Regions from separate parts of the Homo sapiens genome. Here region 1 is linked to region 2. A link is an interaction called in ENCODE POLR2A ChIA-PET data of the cell type or tissue named here. Cell type or tissue: IMR-90. All regions are shown on one strand. Links, peaks and the distances in the headings refer to the core of each region. The heading gives the core; the rest is flanking DNA. Region 1 has its middle 16 kb from the start of C11orf86. Region 2 overlaps GRK2 (G protein-coupled receptor kinase 2).

Evidence for each region. Peaks named below come from ENCODE experiments on the same cell type or tissue, not always from the same donor. Only the 100,000 strongest peaks of a DNase experiment are listed, where the experiment ranks them.
Region 1: POLR2A ChIA-PET joins it to region 2 with 5 read pairs; 3 of 35 experiments call an interaction of 5 or more read pairs at or near these places.

Annotation. Positions count from the first base shown.
Region 1 is chr11:66,986,123-66,996,492 of GRCh38, reverse strand. It overlaps the pseudogene LOC124902849. Among named protein-coding and RNA genes, the nearest start is that of C11orf86, 16 kb to the right of the region's middle. In IMR-90, for the core only: no CTCF peak of the experiment used is centred there; no DNase peak of the experiment used is centred there.
Region 2 is chr11:67,271,852-67,282,221 of GRCh38, reverse strand. GRK2 (G protein-coupled receptor kinase 2) reads right to left here. Exons shown (of 21, transcript NM_001619.5): 2 at 4,874-4,950; 3 at 2,949-3,022; 4 at 2,703-2,804; 5 at 2,522-2,596; 6 at 2,322-2,383; 7 at 1,439-1,490; 8 at 1,038-1,129; 9 at 664-763; 10 at 494-572; 11 at 270-400. Among named protein-coding and RNA genes, the nearest start is that of GRK2, 11 kb to the right of the region's middle. RefSeq lists enhancers at 4,228-4,437, 4,025-4,638, 5,158-5,207, 4,639-5,252, 9,242-10,206 and 1 more. In IMR-90, for the core only: a CTCF peak has its summit at 5,158 (motif pointing right); a DNase peak (open chromatin) is centred at 4,531; H3K4me3 peaks cover 256 bases; H3K27ac peaks cover 1,715 bases.

The DNA.
Region 1 (10,370 bases), core at 2,751-7,750, 290 kb after region 2:
AGCTCACTGCAGCTTCGAACTCCTGGGCTCAAGCAATGCTCCAGCCTCAGCCCCCATCCATCAGTAGCTAGGTCTTGAATACGTTTTATAGAACAATTGTGAGCAAAGTCTTCACAGACATCTTGGAAGCATCTTCACCATCAGATGGAGCCCCTTTGTGAGTTTTGGAACAAGGCTGTTGTTCCTCTAGTCCCAGCTACTCAGGAGGCTGAGGCAGGAGAATTGCTGGAACCCGGGAAGCAGAGGTTGCAGTGAGCAGAGATCACACCACTGCACTCCAGCCTGGGTGACAGAGTGAGACTCCGTCTCAAAAAACAAAAACAAACAAGAAAACCCACTCTATTTTGAACATATACAAAATTAGATACTCCCAGCCCCACCCAGCACCCAAGCTGATCTTGCTTCATGTACATTCTCGTCCATTTCCCTCACCTTTGAAGCAAATCCCAGACATTAGATTATTCCATTCATCACAAGGAAAATAATCTAAAAGATGAGGAGTCTTTTATCAGCGTAACTTTTTTTTTTTTTTTTTTTTGAGACGGAGTCTCGCTCTGTCACCCAGGCTGGAGTGCAGTGGCGCGATCTCGGCTCACTGCAACCTCTGCCTCCTGGGTTCAAGCGATTCTTCTGCCTTAGCCTCCTGAGTAACTGGGACTACAGGCGCTTGCCACCACACCCGGCTAATTTTTGTATTTTTAGTAGAAATGGGGTTTCACCATATTGGCCAGGCTGGTCTTGAATTCCCGGCCTCGTGATCCATTCGCCTTGGGCTCCCAAAGTGCTAGGATTACAGACATCAGCCACCGTGCCTGGCCTCAGCATAAATATTATACCAAGCAAAAAAAATTTTTTTAGGAATAAATAAGGACTGTACTTTCAAGGATCATTTCTATAGTTTATTACTAAAGAAGTTTCTCTGAACATATAAAGCAAAACATTTTTTAAGAAGAAAAAATAGACCAGATGCTGTGGCTGACACTTGTAGTCCCAGCACTTGGGTAGGCTGAGGTAGGTGGATCACTTGAGGTCAGGAGTTTGAGAACTGCCTGGGCAACATGGTGAACCCTGTCTCTACTAAAAATACAAAAATTAGGCCAGGCACGGTGGCTCACGCCTGTAATCCCAGCACTTTGGGAGGCCAAAGCGGGTGGATCACGAGGTCAGAAGTTCAAGACCAGCCTGGCCAACATGGTGAGACCCTGTCTCTACAGAAAATCCAAAAATTAGCTGGGCTTGGTGGCACGTGCCTGTAGTTCTAGCTACTCAGGAGGCTGAGGGAGAATTGCTTGAACCTGGGAGACAGAGGTTGCAGTGAGCCAATATCGCGCCACTGCACTCCAGCCTGGGCGACAGAGCAAGACTCTGTCTCAAAAAAAAAAAAAAAAGTTAGCCGGGCATGGTGATGCACACCTGTAATCCCAGCTACTTGGGAGGCTGAAGCACGAGACTCGCTTGAACCCAAGAGATGCAGGTTAGTGAGCCGAGATTGTGCTACTGCACTCCAGCCTGGATGACAGAGTGAGTGAGACTCCATCTCAAAAGAAAAAATAAATTGTTATATCATTTTTGCTCCTAAAAAAAGGAATAGTTCTATAATATCAAATATCTGGTCAATTTCTAGTTAATGTTCAAAGTTCCAAATGTCTCATAAATATTTTCTTTATTTTTTTTTTTTTTGCAGTTTGTTTGAATTAATATCCAAATAGAAATAATGCAATTGGTTAATAGGTCAGGTTTCTTTTCATCTAGAGCTTTCCCATCTCTCTTTTTTCTTCATAATTTATTTGTTGAAATAAAGTGGCCGGGCGTGGTGGCTCATGCCCATAATCCCAGCACTCTGGGAGGCTGAGACAGGTGGATCACCAGATGTCAGGAGTTCGAGATCAGCCTGGCCAACATAGCGAAACCCCATCTCTACTAAAAATACAAAAATTAGCCAGGTGTGGTGGCGGGCACCTGTAGTCCCCGCTACTCGGGAGGCTGAGGCAGGAGAATCGCTTGAACCCGGAAAGTGGAAGTCGCAGTGAGCCGAGATTTTGCTGCTGCACTCCAACCTGGGTGACAGAGCGAGCGAGAGTGAGACTCTGTCTCAAAAAAAAAAAAAAGTTGGGCTGTTTGTCCTGTAGGAATCCCCACACCTGCATTTTGCTGGTTGCAGCCCCATGGTGTGATTTGATATGTTTATCCATCGCCAGGGGTTCTTGTAAATTGGGGTTGGATCTAGAAGCTTGATAAAACGCAGCCTTGACTTATTTGGGCAAGCATGTTTTATAGATAGTACTGTTGCTCCCATCAGGAGGTACATACTGTCTGGCTACCTCTCTTTTTGTGATGTTATCATATTGCTTTATTTTCTTAATTTCTTATTTTGTTTTGTTTTTTTGTTTTTCTGAGACAGGGTCTCCCTCTGTGGCCCAGGCTGGAGTGCAGTGGCGCAATCTTGGCTCACTGCAACTTCTGCCTCCCAGGTTCAAGCGATTCTCCTGCCTTAGCCTCCTGGTTAGCTGAGATTACAGGCGCATGCCACCACGCCCCGTTAATTTTTATATTTTTAGTAGCGATGGGGTTTCACCATATTGGTCAGGCTGGTCTCGAACTCCCGGCCTCAGGTGATCCACTCACCTTGGTCTCCCAAAGTGCTGGGATTACAGACATGAGCCACTGCGCCCGGACTTATTTTGAAAAAAATTTATACCTACGGAAAGTTGCAAGGGTAGTACAATGTATGCTCATATACCCTTCACCTTGATCCACCAATTTTTGCCACATTTGTTTTATTGTTCACATTCTTTTATATGAATATGTAATATGTGTATATGTGTATATATTTCCTTAAAATCATTTGAGAATAGGTTGTAAACATTATGTCCCTCACCCCTAAAAACTTCATTCAGCATGCATCTCGTAAGAACTCCCTTACATAACCATCAAATTTGGGAAATGTAATGGTGATACCATTCTATTCTTTAATATCTAGATCATATTGCAATTTTGCCAATTATCCTGTGTTGCTTTTTTTCTTTTAAGACGCAGTCCTGCTCAGTTCCCCAGGCTGGAGTTCACTGGCATAATAATCGCTCACTGCAGCTCCATCTCCCAGGCTTAAGCAATCCTCCTGTCTCAGCCTCCCCAGTAGCTGAGACTACAGACATGCACCACCATGCCCAGCTAATTATTTTTTTAGCAGTAGACATGAGGTCTTGTTATGTTGCCCAGGCTGGTCTCAAACTCCTGAGCATGCCTGTAATCCCAGCATTTTGGGAGGCCGAGGTGGGCAGATCACAAGGTCAGGAGTTCGAGACCAGCTTGGCCAACATGGTGAAACCCCGTCTCTACTAAAAATACAAAAAATTAGCCAAGCGTGGTGGCAGGTACCTGTAATCCCAGCTACTTGGGAGGCTGAGGGAGGAGAATCGCTTGAACCTGGGAGGCAGAGGTTGCAGTGAGCCGAGATTGAGCCACTGCTCTCCAGCCTGGGCAACAGAGCGAGACTCAATTTCAAAAAAAAAAAAAACAACTCCTGAGCTCAAGTGATCCTCCTGCTTCAGCCTTCCAAAGTGCTAGGATTACAGGTATGAGCCGCCATGCCCAGCCCTGTGTTGCCTTTTGAAATGAACTTTAAAAGACTTATTTCCAAAACATCTAATTCTGGCAGCCACGAATTCATGGCCTCATAAGTAATTTATAAATCTATGTTAAATCTATTATTTGATTTTATTTGATTTGATTTGATTTTTTTTTTTTTTTGAGACAGAGTTTCACTCTTGTTGCCTAGGCTGGAGTACAATGGCGTGATCTTGGCTAACTGCAACCTCCGCCTCCTGGGTTCAAGCAATTCTCTTGCCTCAGCCTCCTGGGTAGCTGGGACTACAGGTGTTAGCCACCACGCCTGGCTAATTTTTGTATTTTTAGTAGAGACGAGGTTTCGCCACTTTGACCAGGCTGGTCTTGATCTCCCGACCTCAGGTGATCCACCCGCCTCAGCCTCCCAAAGTGCTGGGATTACAGGTATGAGCCTCTGAGCCTAGCCTGATTTAAATTTTTATCAAAGCAACCTATGTGCTTAGTTTACAAAATCAAATAGTTGAATTCAACCTGGGAAAGCTGATTTCCAAAAAAAAAATCAAATAGTTGAAGACTTAAGAAAACCAGCAGCACTTGGCCCTATCCCATGCCACCCCCAGGGCAGCTGCTCTGGGAGGTGTTTCCTCTGAGATTTACCTCTGTATTTCTAGATTATATGCTTGCATTGCAATTTCTTGGTTTTTCAAATTTGGACACTATCTATTGACTTCCTACTATGGAAGATGAGAGCTTAGCTCTTCTATCTCCCTCCCACTCCCCACATACATACACACCTATCCTTTCTTCTGGCCCTCCCAACAGAGTTCCGTCGTGATTTTTGGTTAAATAAGTATTTGTTGATTACATTATTTTTACTATGTAAATATCATTTACAGCTGAGCTGCTTAGTGTTCTAAGTGTTCATTTCCATTCTTGTATTTTTTTTTTTTTTTCATAGCTACAGGGCTGGGGCTTGATTGTTCTGGGCTCCCAGAGTCCTACCCAGAGCAGAAGTTGGTACACATTTGCTGAATGAGCGAATGAGGCTTGAGAGCTGAGCATGGTGGCTCATGCCCATAATCCCAGCATTCTGGGAGACAGAGGCAGGAGGATCACTTGAGCCCAGAAGTTCGAGATCAGCCTGGGCAGTATAGCAAGACCTCATCTCTACTTTTTATTGAAAAAAAAAAAAAAAACTGTGGGCTGCGCGCCATGGCTCATGCCTGTAATCCCAGCACTGTGGGAGGCTGAGGTGGATGGATTACCTGAGGTCAGGAGTTTGAGGCCAGCCTGGCCAACATGGTGAAATGCTGTCTATACTAAATATACAAAAATTAGCTGGGCATGGTGGTGCATCCCTGTAATCCCAGCTACTTGGGAGGCTGAGGCCACTCACTTGAACCCAGGAGGCAGAGGTTGCAGTGAGCTGAGATCACGCCACTGCACTCCAGCCTGGGCGACAGAGCAAAACTCTATCTAAAAAACATAAAAATAAAAATATAAATAAAAAATATTTTTTTTGAAAAGAGAGTCGGCCGGGCGCGGTGGCTCACGCCTGTAATCCCAGCACTTTGGGAGGCCGAGGCGGGTGGATCATGAGGTCAGGAGATCGAGACCATCCTGGCTAACAAGGTGAAACCCCGTCTCTACTAAAAATACAAAAAATTAGCCGGGCGCGGTGGCGGGCGCCTGTAGTCCCAGCTACTCGGGAGGCTGAGGCAGGAGAATGGCGTGAACCCGGGAAGCGGAGCTTGCAGTGAGCCGAGATTGCGCCACTGCAGTCCGCAGTCCGGCCTGGGCGACAGAGCGAGACTCTGTCTCAAAAAAAAAAAAAAAAAACAAAAAAAACAAAAAAAACAAAGAGAGTCAGGGCAGACATGTGCCAGTAAATTCAAAAGATTAGAGAGGGAACCCCAAATTCTCAAGTTCCGCTACCTGACCCAAGTAAGCCTCCTTCCATGAAGTTTCCTAAACTCTTTTGGATGCTGAAACCTCATTCAATAAGTCATTCATTCATTCAAGTCAGTTAACAACTTTTTTTTTTTTTTTGAGGTGGAGTCTCACTCTGTTGCCCAGGCTGGAGTGCAATGGCATGATCTCGGCTCACTGCAACCTCCACTTCCCAGGTTCAAGCGATTCTCTTGCCTCAGCCTCCCAAGTACCTGAGATTACAGGCATGCACCACCACAACTGGCTAATTTTTATATTTTTAGTAGAGACGGGGTTTCTCCATGTTGGTCAGACTGTTCTCAAACTCCCGACCTCAGGTGATCCGCCCACCTCAGCCTCTCAAAATGCTGGGATTATAGGTCTGAGCCACCATGCCCGGCCTCAGTTAACAGCTATTAAATGAGCATCTATTAAGCACCAGGTATTGGGAATACAGCAGGACACAAAACATATCAAATTCCTGTCTCATGGAGCTGACATTCTGGTGGGGGAGACGATAAGTAAATGTCAGCCAGAATAAACAGGTAAGGAACAGAGAGAAAGGATGGGTTGGGGAGAGCTGGGTTTGTTGTTGTTGTTGTTGGAGACTGAGTTGTTGGAGGCTGGAGTGCAGTGGCACAATCTTGGCTGACTGCAACCCCACCTCCCGGGTTCAAGCAATTCTCCTGCCTCAGCCTCCCGAGTAGCTAGGATTACAGGAGTGTGCCACCATGCCAGGCTAATTTTTGTATTTTTAGTAGAGATGGGGTTTTGCCATGTTGTGCAGGCTGGTCTCGAACTCCTGGCCTCAAGTGTTCCATCCACCTCAGACTCCAAGAGTGCTGGGATTGCATCTGGAATTGGTGGGTTCTTGGTCTCACTGACTTCAAGAATGAAGCCGCGGACCCTCGCAGTGAGTGTTACAGCTCTTAAGGTGGTGCTTCTGGAGTTTGTTCCTTCTGATGTTCAGATGTGTTCGGAGTTTCTTCCTTCTGGTGAGTTCGTGGTCTCGCTGGCTCAGGAGTGAAGCTACAGACCTTCGCGATGAGCTCCTAAGGCAGTGCCGCCTGGAGTTGTTCGTTCCTCCCGGTGGGCTCATGGTCTCGCTGGCTTCAGGAGTGAAGCTGTAGACCTTCGCGGTGAGTGTTACAGCTTATAAAAGCAGTGTGGACCCAAAGAGTGAGCAGTAGCAAGATTTATTGCAAAGAGCAAAAGAACAAAGCTTCCACAGTGCAGCAGGCGACCCTAGTGGGTTGCCACAGCCGGCTCCCGCAGCCTGCTTTTATTCTCTTATCTGGCCCCACCCACATCCTGCTGATTGGTAGAGCCCAGTGGTCTGTTTTGACAGGGCGCTGATTGGTGCCTTTACAATCCCTGAGCTAGATACAAAGGTTCTCCACGTCTCCATCAGATTAGTTAGATACAGTTTCGACACATAGGTTCTCCAAGGCTCCACCAGATCAGCTAGATAGAGTGTCAATTGGTGCATTCACAAACCTTGAGCTAAACACAGGGTGCTGATTGGTGTGTTTACAAACCTTGAGTTAGATACAGAGTGCCGATTGGTGTATTTACAATCCCTGAGCTAGACGTAAAGGTTCTCCAAGGCCCCGCCAGAGCAGTTAGATACAGAGTGTCCATTGGTGCACTCACAAACCTTGAGCTAAACACAGGGTGCTGATTGGTGTATTTACAATCCCTGAGCTAGACATAAAGACTCTCCACGTCCCCACCAGACTCAGGAGCCCAGCTGGCTTCACCTAGTGGATCCCGCACCGGGGCTGCAGGTGGAGCTGCCTGCCAGTCCCGCGCCGTGCGCTCGCATTCCTCAGCCCTTGGGTGGTCGATGGGACTGGGCGCCTTGGAGCAGGGGGTGGTGCTCGTCGGGGAGGCTGGGCCGCACAGGAGCCCACGGAGGGGGTGGCAGGCTCAGGCATGGCGGGCTGCAGGTCCCGAGCCCTGCCCCGCGGGAAGGCAGCTAAGGCTCGTGAGAAATCGAGCGCAGTGCCGGTGGGCTGGCACTGCTGGGGGACCCGGTACACCCTCCGCAGCCGCTGGCCCGGGTGCTAAGTCCCTCATTGCTCGGGGCCAGCAGGGCTGGCCGGCTGCTCCGAGTGGGGGGCCCGCCAAGCCCACGCCCACCCGGAACTCCAGCTGGCCCGCAAGAGCCCCGTTCCCGCTCGCGCCTCTCCCTCCACACCTCCCTGCAAGCTGAGGGAGTGGGCTCCAGCCTTGGCCAGCCCAGAAAGGGGCTCCCACAGTGCAGTGGTGGGCTGAAGGGCTCCTCAAATGCCGCCAAAGTGGGAGCCCAGGCAGAGGAGGTGCCGAGAGCAAGCGAGGGCTCTGAGGACTGCCAGCACGCTGTCACCTCTCAGGATTACAGGGATGAGCCACCTCGCTCAGCCAAGACCTGTTTTTGGTAGAGGTCAAGGAAGGCCTCTGTGATGAGGCAATTAATGAGCAGAGAGGCAAGGAAGTGAGGCAGGCATTTCGGGGAAGGTATTTCAGGTAGACGGAAGGGCAAGTGCAAAGGTCCTGAGGTGGGATGTGTGTTGGGTTCCGGGAACAACAAGGGGCCAGGGTGAGTGGAGCCGAGGGAGAGGCCTCCTGATGAATTTGGAGGCACCCAGAGGGTAGAGTGTCATGGGCCGTGGAATTTACTCTGCATGAACAGGGAAGCCATTTCTGAATTTTGATCAGAAAAGTGCCTGGACATGGCTTTTGTTTTGGACCTTGTGTGGTAAGTAAATGGCAGAGGGTGAAGCTGAACATGGGCCACCAGGTAGGAGGCTGCAGAAATTATCCCAGTGAGAGATGACGGTGGCTCAGCCCAGGGCTGTGTTTCTGAGGATGAGGGGAGGAGCTCAGAGTGTGGATATATTTTATTTTGAAGATGGGGCTGACAAGGTTAGCTGGTGGATGTGGATGTACAGTGCCAGGAAAAGCGTTCCCTGCTTGCTTCGCTGCTTCCTCCATTAGTGCAACCGAGCAGCCCCATTTTCCCTGCAAGATGTTTATTTCCATCTCTCAGGCTTTTTCCTCGCAGGAAGCTCACGGGAAGCTGAGGAAGGTGTCTGGTCAGGCCGAGAGTCACACTGGTTTAGGAAGTGGGGCCTCCGTTTAATCTCCCTCATCTCACTGCCCCAGTTAGCACTTAACTCTGTTCTGCTTCGTGGCAGAGCAACCAGTCTGGAAAGAGTCACCGACCATGGAGGTTTCCATCCTTCCAACTGTCTCTTGTCTGTGGACATTTAATGTCAGCACACTAACTAGACATTGTCTGTTGTCTATGTTCAGGAGGTGACAACCATGAGAGTGAGGGTGGGGAGGTGGGACCTGTGGCTCCAGCTTGGGCGCGGGGACAGAGCAGGGAAAGGCCCAGGAGGCATCCCACACAGGCACAGGCAGAAGCAGGGGCGCAGGCATGCCACCAACCATCATTGACACATCCGCCTCCTGCTGTCAGGGCTGATGGCCTTGGCGGGGGAGGGGAGGCCCAAGTGCTCCTGGCCTCTGGGAGCAGCTACTGGGGGAGGTGGAACTCGGGCAGGGGGAAACAAGACAGAAGGTAAAGCTATGCCAAGGAGGCCAGATGGGGTGTTGGGTATAGGGCACTCAGCTGTGTGTGGCCCAGTTAAGCCCGCCCCTCCCTCTGAGCCTCTGTCTGCACTCCTCCCAGTGGACCCCACCCAACCTCTGTGCTCACATGACCACAAGGAATCTTTCTAAGCTGCTGCTCTCTCTCTTCTACTGAACACTCTGCAATGGCTCCCTCGTGCTCCTCAGGCCAAGTTCAAACTCTTGTTCTTGTCTTCCCAGTCTTTTTTTTTTTTTTTTTTTTTCCTTTTTTGGAACAGCATCTGGCTCTCTCTCTCAGGCTGGAGTACAATGTCGGCTCACTGCAACCTCTGCCTCCTTGGCTCAAGCGGTCCTCCCACCTCAGCCTCCCAAGTAGCTGGGACCACAGGTGTGCACAAGCATGCCCAGCTAAATTTTTTTTTTTTTTTTGAGAGGGAGTCTCGCTCTGTCCCCCAAGTTGGAGTGCAGCGGCATGATCTTGGCTCACTGCAACCTCCGCCTCCCAAGTTCAAGTGATTCTGCCTCAGCCTCCTGAGTAAGTGGGATTACAGGTGTGTGCCACCGCGCCTGGCTGATTTTTGTATTTTTAGTAGAGATGGAAGTTTCACCATGTTAGCCAGGCTGGTCTTGAACTCCTGGCCTCAGGTGATCCACCCACCTTGGCCTCCCAAAGTGCTGGGATTACAGGCGTGAGCCACCACGCCAGGCCCTTCCTGGTCCTTTGAGCTCTGTCCCTTGCCAAACTCTCTGTCCTCACATCCCCCAGTTCCACCTTTTCCCCAGGAAACTGAGTTTGCCTTGTTCTCCCAATATTCCAGCTGTTCCATATCTGCATGCCTTTGCACCTGCCGTTCCCTCTGCCTCATGTGCCTTTCCAACTCTTCCACTGGGGTAGCCCACACTCAGCTCTGCCGGCCCCTCCTCAGGAGGCTGTCTCTGGTGCCCACCCTCCAAGAGCTAACCTTGCCTTTCTCAGGGCACCTTTGTGCTGGGATGTGGGCTCTACCTGGCTGGACTTCAGTGCGCAGGCGCGACTCATCTTTGCTGAAGTCCTCGCCCTAGCAGGGCCCTGAGTGAGCCTTGCCAACTATTGACTAACTGACTGCTTGTACCTGAAGCTCAGAGAAGGGAGACATGGCCTGGCTGGGGTGGGACAGGGAGGGTTCTTTGGCAGCCACAGTGGGAGTAGGGGGCCGGGAGAAAGCTCCTTCCTCCCAAACCCACGACCATGCAGGTCATTAAAGGACAGCCCACCTCCTGGGAGGCCCCAGGGTGGCCATCTGGTCTGGGGCTGG
Region 2 (10,370 bases), core at 2,283-7,282:
AGCCAGGCAAGATGCCAGCTGGGTCACTGCTTCACTGGAGAGGACGATGGGTACCCAAAGAAAGGGCAAAGGTGGGGGTCCTCTCTCCTGTCCCCAGCTACAACCTGGACCCAGAGAGTGGCTCGGTGGGAAGGGCAGGGGCGGAGATGGGAAGATACGGGGCGGCCATGTCCCAGGAGCCCCACTCCTCTGGGCCTGGTGGCCGGGATGTCGAGAGGAAGGAGAGGACAGCCACGGAGGTCCAGCCTGGGGACAGCAGGGGCGCTCACCTTCAGGTCCCGGTAGACCACGAAGCGGTTGTGCATGTGCTCCAGGCCCAGGATGATCTCGGCCGCATAGAAGCGCATGTCAGCCTCTGAGAAGACCCCGTGCTGGGAGAGGTGGTAGTGCAGGTCCCCACCTGAGGGAGGCAGTCCCACAGGCAGCACTCAGTGTCTTGCCCCAGCCTCCCGTGCCTGGGCCCGGCCCACCCTAGGGCCCGGCCAGCACTCACCGTTCATGAGGTCCAGGATGAAGCTGAGCTTGTCTGGCGTGTGGAACGCGTATGACATGCAGACAATGAATGGGCAGTCCTAGGAGGGGAGAGGAGGGGAGGGGGCGGGCAGTTAGCAGGGGCGCCCGGGGTTCCAGAGCCTCAGCGGCAGCCCGGCCCACCCAGCTCACCCCAGTGCTGACGAGCGAGAGCATGATGCGCTCGTTCAGGGCCAGGGTCTCCCCCTGCTTCATCTTGATGCGCTTTTTGTCCAGGCACTTCATGGCGTACCTACGGGGCAGAGGTCGGCAGTCAACACCCACCCTCAGAGCAGGGGCCCAGGGCTGCCTCAGGGGGCGCTTGAGGGAAAGACTAGACCCAGGACCAGCGTGTGACACAAATCAGAGACAGGGAGGGCTGGGGCCAGAGGAGCCTGCGGGGGTAACAGCACGGCAAGACAGGAGTGCATGGAGCAGCAGGTGGCCCTGTGTGGAACCCGGCCTGTCAGGGTCCCCCAGGAGCCCGGCTCCCCGAGGTATCCCACCGCGCCGAGCAGGGTGCTCACATCTTGCCTGTGTCAGCCTTCCGGCACCCATAGACCTCGCCAAAGCCCCCGCGCCCAATGATGCGATGCACGCTGAAGTCATTCATGGTCAGCTGAGGGGCAGCGACAGCTGCGGTCACCACAGGCTGCCTCTGCCCAGCCCTGGGGCAGAGGCACCTGGGCAGCAGGGGCTGGCCCCATGCCAGGGTCCCCATACCCATGTCCTGGCCATCCTTGCCACATATTTACCTGCTCCGGCCTCCCCATGCTGGGATCCCGGCCCTGACCCCCATAGCCACGGCCCTGGGGGCTAAAGGACAGACATCCCCTGACCTCCCCCTCCCAGCCAAGCCACAGGCCCAGCTCCCGGGAGAGGAGCAGCAGGGTGCGTGGCTTTCCATGCCCCACCCAAGCCCACTCACGTGGATGTTGAGCTCCACATTCTTCCACTGGCAAAACCGTGTGAACTTATCGCTGGAAAAGAAGAATCAGGGCTCAGGGGCCACTCAGAATGTGGGAAGGATGATGCTGTCGTGAGCCTCCCCACCCAGCCGCCACTCCCTGGGGTCCCGTGAGGGTAGGTGTGGAAACATCACGAGCGTTAATGTCCTCTTCCAGGAAGGATATGTTGAGGGCCTGCCCGCCCACAGCACCAGTCAGGGCTGCTTGGGTGCCCAGCATGGCCCTCGGCCACCTGGCCGTGGCTTCCTGCTGGAATCAGATCCGCACAGAAAGGAGGTCTTCCAGTCTAACCCAGACTTCCTGCTACCATATCCTTGACAAGTACGTCTCCTGTCCCTGCTTGCATACCCCCAGTGACACAGAGCTCACTCCATGGCTGGGCAGCAGTGACCCTAAAACAGCTGCTCCCTAAAGCTGGCTGAAATCTACCTACAATTCCCACCCACCGCGCCAACTCTGGCTGTGAGGGTCACGGGGGCCATGCGCTCTACTGGGCCTACCCCTACCAGGACTCTGATGCTTCTCAGTCCAGGTGGGCCAGCAAGGTGCTATACAGCCCACGGGAGAGAAAGAGGCACAGGTGGCACAGCTCTCCTAGCTCCCTGGAGCTAGGAGACTGCCTGGGATGGGCTTTGAGCTGCCTGGTGCTGAGGAGGGCAGGGTGGGAGATGACCTGCAGCCTGTCTGACTTCTCAGGAGTCCTTGCAAGGGGGCCGCTGACGGGCCAGCCACCTGCCTGCTCAGGGCCTAATGAAGGCTGGCTTCTGCCCTCCACGCCAGCCATACCCCTTCTGAGAGCGGCCCCTCCCTCCCCCTTCCTCTCCCACACTTCCCTGCTCTCACCTCTCAATGAATTTCTGGAACACGTCCCCTCGGAGGTTTTGACAAATCTCTTCGATGTATGGCTAAGGGAGGAAGCTGGAAGTTGGTGACTGAGCCCCGAGAGACCGTGGTTGCCCAGGCCCCACCCCTGGCTGACCAGGCTTGTTGACCAGGGGCTGTCCAAGGTGACCTTGCCTGGGGAGGGACCGGGAGGCACACACCTGGAAGAGATCCGGAGGCACCTGCTTCTTCCCCAGGTGGCCTTGGACATGCTCAGTGGCACTCTTCGAGAAGGGCTGGGGAAGACAGAGGTGGCCATGAATTCTCAGCAGGGTCCTCTCTTCCCCTCCCAATCTGCAGGTGACTCTGGGCCAGCACACAGGGCCAGCTGAGGACACTCACATGCGAGCAGGCCAGCAGCTCCTTCATGATGTATGAGTCGAAGATCTCCCGGCTGCGGGCCACACGCTCCTCCTCCGTCTCCAGCTTCTCGTACTTCTTGATCTGGAGGACAGGATTCCTGCAGGTCATCTAGAGCCCAGCAGGGAATGGGGATGCCCACACCAGGCAGCTTGTGGGTTCCACAAAGCCGCCCCAACCTCCTCCCCTTTCTCCAGGCAGAGCAGGGCTTGGGCCTCTGGGTCTCACCTCCTCATAGAATTCCACCAAGGGCCTGGCCTCCTCCAGGTGGTTCAGGCAGAAGTCTCGGAAGAGCAGGTACCCTGAAGGCAACAGTGTAAGGTCACAGAGCCACGCCTCTCTCAGAGGCCTTCCCATCATTGTGGATGGTGTGGGTTGGGCTCCCTGGGCAGAACTGGCTATGGAGGTGGCAAAGGTGGTCTCGGCCCCAGGCAAGGGGTGGGCCAGGCAGCTGCTAAGGCTGCTGCCAACGTGAAGATTCCTGGATTCTGGGTTGGGGCCCCTGTGTTTCTACCCTCTTCCTGAAATCTGTTTCCCCAGGTGGTAGCTGGACGGCGATGGGCACCAGGGTGAGGCAGAGGAGCGGGGTTGGCTCTGGCATCAGGGAGCCCTGGCTTAGCACCTGGGCCCCCACTCACTGCAGCCCAGGGCCCTGCGCCTGCTCTGTGAGGCCGATACCCCCCACCGGGGCGGGCTGTGCAGGTGCAACACGATTCAGTCTGGGGGCCCTGGGATGCTGTGGCCACCGGGGCCAGGTCAGGCTGCAGCATGGGGAAAAGGTTAGCAGGGGGCTCTGAGGCCACACCACTCCTCTGGACCCTGCCCCACTCCAGTGTCTGGCTGATTTGCACAGCAGCCTGAGAAACAGGCAGGGAGGGTGGGTCCAGTTGGGGAAACTAGGGCTCAGGGAGCTGGTCAGACACACTGTCTGTGGCAGAGGCTCAAGTGGAACTCAGGGCTACTCCACCAAATGGCAGGTCCCTGGGAAAGAGGTTGGGGCTGGGGCCTCAGGGCAGGGGGCATGGAACGGGTGTAAGCCACAGGGAACTGGAGAGGCAAGGTGGGCTGTGGGAGGGGCTCTCAGGGGACCCCAGATAGGGTGTCCTCATGCCTGAGTAAGGGGCCTGGACCCTGGACCCCGGCCCCCGAGCACTACCAGGGGACAGAGGCCCTCCTCAGGCCTCCAGTCTGACACGGGTAACCAGGCTCGAGCTGGGTGGCCTCTCATGCCTTCGGGGGCACTGCCTGGGCACCTGGGTCAGAGCTGCGGCCATCATTTCAGTCCTCACTGCCTGGCCTTTAGTGCAGGGCCTTTGAGGAATGGGGGCCAGGCTTCACAGTGGGCACAGTGCTCCCATCTGACTCTGACAGGCCTGCACAGTCGGACTCATGAGTCCCATCTCCCAGATGAGGACACCATCAGGCTCAGAGAGGTGAAGCAACTTGCCCAAGGACAAAAGGCACAGGCCTGGGACCCAAACTTTGTGCTTCTTGACACACCGACTCCCCCAGGCTGACCCCCAATGCCTGATCCCATCAGGCCAGGATACCCCCTGTCCAGAGCTGAGCTCCTGTTCTCGGGAAGGCCAAATCAGAGCCATGTGGGGCTGGAGCCTGCTTCCCGAGACCTGCCCCAAGCCTGCCCTCCGGGCCAGGTCCGCAGGGTGGGTCACATGAAACTTCTGACAGCAGGCATCAGACACCAGCTGGAGGAGGAATGGAGGGCCAACACCAGGCAGGTTGCTTACAAAGAGGGCCCATGGGGTGGGGCGGGGCCAACCACAGCTCGGCAGGCGCCACAGGAAGGGCCCCGCCTCTTCCTGTCAGTTCTACCAACGGCCCAGAGCAGCTGCGGCCGCGCCAAGGGGAAGCTGCAACTCTCAAAAACAAAAACCCCAAAGGAGGAACTTCCCTGGCGGCCCTGGAAGACTCTGGGCCCCCACCCCCACCACGGGGCTCCCTGGGCCGACAGCCAGGGGCAAGGAGGCACGCAGGGTCGCAGCGACTTGGAGCAAGCCCTGGGGTCTCGCTGGCTGCTCCACCCTGAGTGGATGGGAGGCCAAATCTCTGGAGAGTGGGGAGCACAGCTGGGCTGGCTGGGGTAGGGGCAAGAAGTTAAGTCCGGTGGCTGGCAGAGCCACTGCCATACTCACCCAGCTTCTGGGAAAAGATCTTCTCAAAGGTCACCTCGCCCCGGTCCTCCAGGTACTTCTGCATGACACTGCGGATGCTGTGGGTCAGGGGGGCGCAGTAAGCAGAAGCCCCCAGAGCCCGTGGGGGCTGCAGGCCCAGAAACGCGAGCTGAGGGCACTGTGGTGGTGTCGCCACTCCCTCCAGGAAGGAGGCCAGCCCGTCAGGCCTACTCACTTATCCCAGCCACAGGTCAGACCAGAAGGCTTCAAGGAAGCCTTTGCCTGCACCGCCCCCGCCAGGCTGTGTCCTCAAAGGCCAGGGTGGCCGGCAGGTGGCCCCCTGCTCAGAGGCCCACCGCCTGTGGGGTCTCGTCCCAGTGATGCCACCGGCTGGCTTTGGGAACTTGGCCAAGTCACAAAAGCCAAGCCTGGTTTGTGAGCGGATGAAAAGACACACATGTGGCATCTCCACGCAGCAGCACATGGCTCGGCTGTAAAAAGGAACAAGGCACCAACAGGGGCCACAACGTGGATGAGCCTTGAAAACATGAGGCTGAACGAAGCCAGTCACAAAGGGTTGCCACATATTGTGAGATTCCACTCATATGAACAGATCCACGGACACAGAACGCAGATCCGTGGCTGCCGGGGGCTGGAGAGAGGGAGAGGAGTGACTGCGGTGGGGACGGGGTTTCTTTTTGGGGTAAGGGTTGCACAACACGGTCAATGTACTAAAAAACACTACATTGTATAATAAAATGATGAATTTTATATGAATTGCATCTCAATTTTTTAAATTGTAAGAAAAGGCCATGCCTTGGTTCGTGTGTCCCTAGTACTTGGATATAAAATGTGACCCCTGCCCTGGGTTGCTTGGTATGGCCATAGGGGAGGGCCTGGCCATTGTGACCCTCAAAACCCAACCCGACATCCCCCACCCTGTTTATCTCACCCCACACTGAGTGCTGTCTGGGAGCGCCACACCAGGCTACACTCCCGGCCTCAAATACCACCTTACTGTCCCCTCCTGCCCTCTCCTGGCCCACCTCAAGCCCAGCCCTGCCGGTCTGTCCCAACAGCCAGCTGAGGCCTGCATCTGGTCCTCACTAGTCTGGGCTCCTGGGGTAACGTGTAGCTGCCATGCTGAGGGCATTGCAAGGCTGGGGGCCTGAAGGGACAACACACCTGAGCCCATGTCACGCTCACATGGCCCTGCAGGTCTATGGGGCCACCAGCAGGCCTCCCGTGAAATGACTGCAGCTGGTGGAGATTTGGATCCGCAAGTCCAGGTTCTCTGTGCTTGCCATGGCCCCTGCCTTTCTGCACCCCGGCCCTGCCTGCCCCTAGGAGCCCAGCCCAGGGCTGGTCGGACTGGCCACCCAGGCTGTGGTCACGAGGACCCGCTGCACATCTACCCCTGAGGCACTGTGTACCTCATGCCAAAGCCACCCCCTGCTCCAAACAGCCCTGCCCAGGGCATGGTTCTGAGCCTGTGATACCAGACAGCGTGTGCAGAAGCCTTGGGAAGGAGAGGAGGCCTCTGGGTCTGGAAAGCCTGTGTGGAGAAGGTGGAACTCCACTGGGTTCCTGGAGTGCAAGTGGGATCTCGGCAGCTGGCGAAGCCAGGGGGGTCGGTAGACGTGGGAACAGGCAGGGGACAGTATGTCCAGGGATGAGCAAGGGGCCAATGGGGCAGGAGAGAGGGCACACAAAGGCCATGGTGAGGCGGAGGGCAGGGCCTTGCAAACCAGGGGGCTTCACAGCCAAGGAGTGGGCAGGAGAGCAGGACTCAGGAGGCTTGGTCCAGGGCGGTGGGTGGCCCGACTCCACTGGAGGCGCCACGCGGAGGAAGCCCAGGCAGAGGCAACACTTGGGCAGGAAGAAGGGGAAGGGGGTGGGTGGGAGAAGGCTCAGGCTGTCGGGGACCGGGAGAAGGGTTATGAGGCCAGCCCCGTGAGGGCTTCCAGGCTTTGGGCCCGAGGGTCTGGAAGAATGGCAGCTTCAGCCAGAAGAGCCGTCTGCGGAGAGCAGCTCCAGACAGTGCGGACCTGGCCTGTGGACCCTGCCTGGCCTCTGACCTCGGCCTCGAGAGGGGGCTCTTATCCGCTTCCACTGGGCACTGTCCTTCCAGGAAGGGCTGCAGTGGACTCCCGGGCCTCGGCCCCTGATCTCACTTGGTTCCAGCCTTCCTCAGGAAAGGCCGAGCGAGATAGCACGAGCACAGCAGGGCTGCCATGAGCACGGTTCCAAGGCCGCGACCCCCTGGCCTGCTCCCCACCCTCAGAGGCTGGGAGGGGCCGCGGCCTCTTCCAAAGTTGTCTCCAGCAGGAAGCAGGGCACTGAAGACAAGGATGGGCCTAGGTGACCCTGAGTTCGCATCCTATGACTGCTTTGGAACAGACCCTGCCTGGATGGGAAGAGGGGGGCCCATGCCCCCCACCGGGGAGTGAGGATGCCCTCTGAGAACTGACAGGAGCTCCGAGGATGGGCCCCGCGTCCACACCAGCACACCCGCCCCTTCGGGCCACACGCCAGCTCATGTCCACCAGCCACCGTCAAGGACATGTTTCCCGGCATGTGGGACTCCCAGGGACACAGGAAACGGTGGACGGAGATTGTGGTGTTTCACACACAGCAAGGGCTTCATAAAAATCTCTTGAATTGAGAAAGACACGGTCCCTGCCCTTGGCACCTGCAGACAGGAGGCCTGGGCCCTGGGCGACCCTCAGGGCACAGGCTGTGCACTGGGAGACTGGAACGTGGAGAAAACCCCAAGGTCAGGGGCCTGCATCTCACCTGGGAGGTGGGCCAGGACATTTTGGTCCACAGAAGGGGATGAAAAAAAGCAAAAAAAAAAAAAAAAAAAAAAAAAAAGGTGCTGGTCAAGCGGAAGGTAGCGACAGGCAGATGCAGATGACAGGCAAAGCAATCCCAGCCTGTAGGGGTCACCCACCAGGAGCCGGGCATTGTCCCAGGAATGGGGGCCACCGGGCTTCAGCAGTAAGCCCCACTGAGCCCCAGACTTGCTTCTTAGGAGCCTGCAAAAATGGTGCCAGCTTGGCGGGACGCGGTGGCTCACGCCTGTAATCCCAGCACTTTGGGAGGCCGAGGCGGGCGAATCATGAGGTCAGGAGTTTAAGACCAGCCTGACCAACATGGTGAAACCCCGTCTCTACTGAAAATACAAAAATTAGCCCAGCATGGTGGCGTGCGCCTGTAGTCCCAGCTACTCAGGAGACTGAGGCAGAAGAATCGCTTGAACCCTGGAGACAGAGGTTGCAGTGAGCCAAAATCGTGCCACTGCACTCCAGCCTGGGTGACAGAGTGAGACTCTGTCTCAAAAAAAAAAAAAAAAAAAAAGGTGCCAGTTTGGCAGAGGGAATGGCCACCTAGGAGCCAGGGAGTAGCCACTGCCACTTTTCAACTGGACACACAAAGTCTCCAAGGGGGAAGCATGCTTGGTTCCCTGCCTGCGACAGCCAGGGGAACCTGCCGGGCAGGCCCTTTCTCCTTCCCAGGGGCTCTGCTGTCAGCCCCGGCCTGGGAACAGCAGGAAGCAGGACCCGGGGCTCTGAGGCCATCTCTCCCCTCAGCAGCCACGCCTGGGCATGGCCACCACATTCTTCCCAGCCCACAGCACTCCACTTTCTTCCTTAAAAAGAAAAAAATGTTTTTTAAATAAAATAAACAACCCCCCTCCCCCCAAGCAAGAAACCAAACACGAGGTCAGGCCTGAGCAGAGTCCTTGAATGGAAGGCCCCCAAAGTGGCAATTTTAGGGTTTCCTGTCTATTCCCATGGGTCTGGCCGCCAAGGGAACTGGCAGGTTGGAAGAACTTGCCACTGGGGGCAGCTCCTGCCAGGGTGGCAAGCACGGGCGAGCACAGGGGTGGGACAGCCTCCTGGACTGGGTCACCTTGTCTCCAACACTGCTCCCTGATACTGGCAGAGTCTGGAGTGGCAGTGAGCCCAGAGCGTGTCCCTGTCCCCCACCCAGGTCAGCAACCCTGAGATCCGGGGGAACGTGGCTCCCAAGATCTACTCTGGAGCATCAGGAGAACCAAGCGGCCTCAACAGTCCCAGATGGAAGGACGCTAAGGTTCCCAACACCTTTGGGCAAGGGCCTCAGAGTTGCCTTTGCTCTGGCCGTTGGACGGGTGCCTGGGTTCCAAGTGGCCCTCACCACCTGGTCACAAACTTGAAATGTCCAGTTTCCCCAGCTGTAAAATGAGGATGTCAATGAGATGCTGAATCGCCACCGTCACACTGGCCATTTACAAAGCCTGGGTGGACACGGCAGAAGGAGGGCTTCTAATATGCCAGGCTGGCCATGCTGCCCGCCGTGCCCCGCCTGCTGGGCCATGGGAGAGAGCCGCCAGAGCCCCATTTCTCAGTGCCCCACGGCTCACCGACAGTCCATGCTAGAATCACACAGTAACTGGTCTTGCTCAAGCCTCTGCTCCACATTTGCCGTGTCCTCGGAGAGGATGGGGCCTTGGAGGATGGGGCCTGTGGCCAGGGCTGAGCCGAGCAGGGTGGGACTCCTCTGCTCACAGACCAGCTTCAGGCACTGCATTGCTCTACTGCGGGCCCAGTGGGTAGAGCCCGTGGCTTGCCCTGCCAAAGTATCAAGGGCTCCTTGGCACAGAGGTACTTGGTGCCCACCCAGCTTTGGGAAGGAGCAGTCAGTCCCACCTTGGCACCCCTGCAGTTACAGCGGCCTGCACCAGCTCCTACTGCTCCCGGAGCAGGCTCAGCCCAAGACAGTGAGCAGCTGCAGCACTGAGCACTGGGTGACAGGGAAGGAGTGGGTGCTGAGGGAGCACTTCCGGTCCCTTCTGGCACCTCATGGTTCAGAAGAAATGCAAAGTCCAGGCCATCCTCTGTGGCCTGGGCTCTCTTAGGTGTCTCCTGCTCGGGGTCAGAGGCTGTAGCTGTGTGGACAGGAGGGGGTGACAAGTCAGAGACAAACACACTCTTGCTGATGGCAAGGAAGCTGGCTGGGCCACGTGCTCCGAGGCCCACAATGAGTTCGTGGCAAAGAAAATGTCCAAAGGCTCCCTGAGAAACGGCCTCCACTAGAGCACCCTCCATCCCCCCCTTGACCTCTGTGGAAGAGCTGGGTGCAGGGCTCAGAGGACCCTGACTTGTGCCCAGCCTCTGGCCTGGCTGCCCTCCCGTCCCTGACCAGGAGCTGTAGGAGACGAGCAGCCCCCTTCCCTGGAACCCAGGATGGGAGGCAGCCTTGGCTGGCAGCTGGCAGCCAGGGGCCATGCTTCCTGTGCCCCTCATGTGACAGTGATGCTAAAGCTTTGCCACGCCAGGACGGTGCAAGCTGGCATGAAGGCTACAGGCCTGGCAGGTCTGGTGCGGCCACTCTGGGAACCGTCCCCTGGGAGATGAGCGAGCATTCACCAACCAGTGCAGCAGGGCCTGTGGCTGTGGCCGAGGTGCTCCCTGTGGCATTTCCAGGAAACCAGACACCAAGGTGCCAGCAGCAGAAGGAAGTCCCCTGGGGC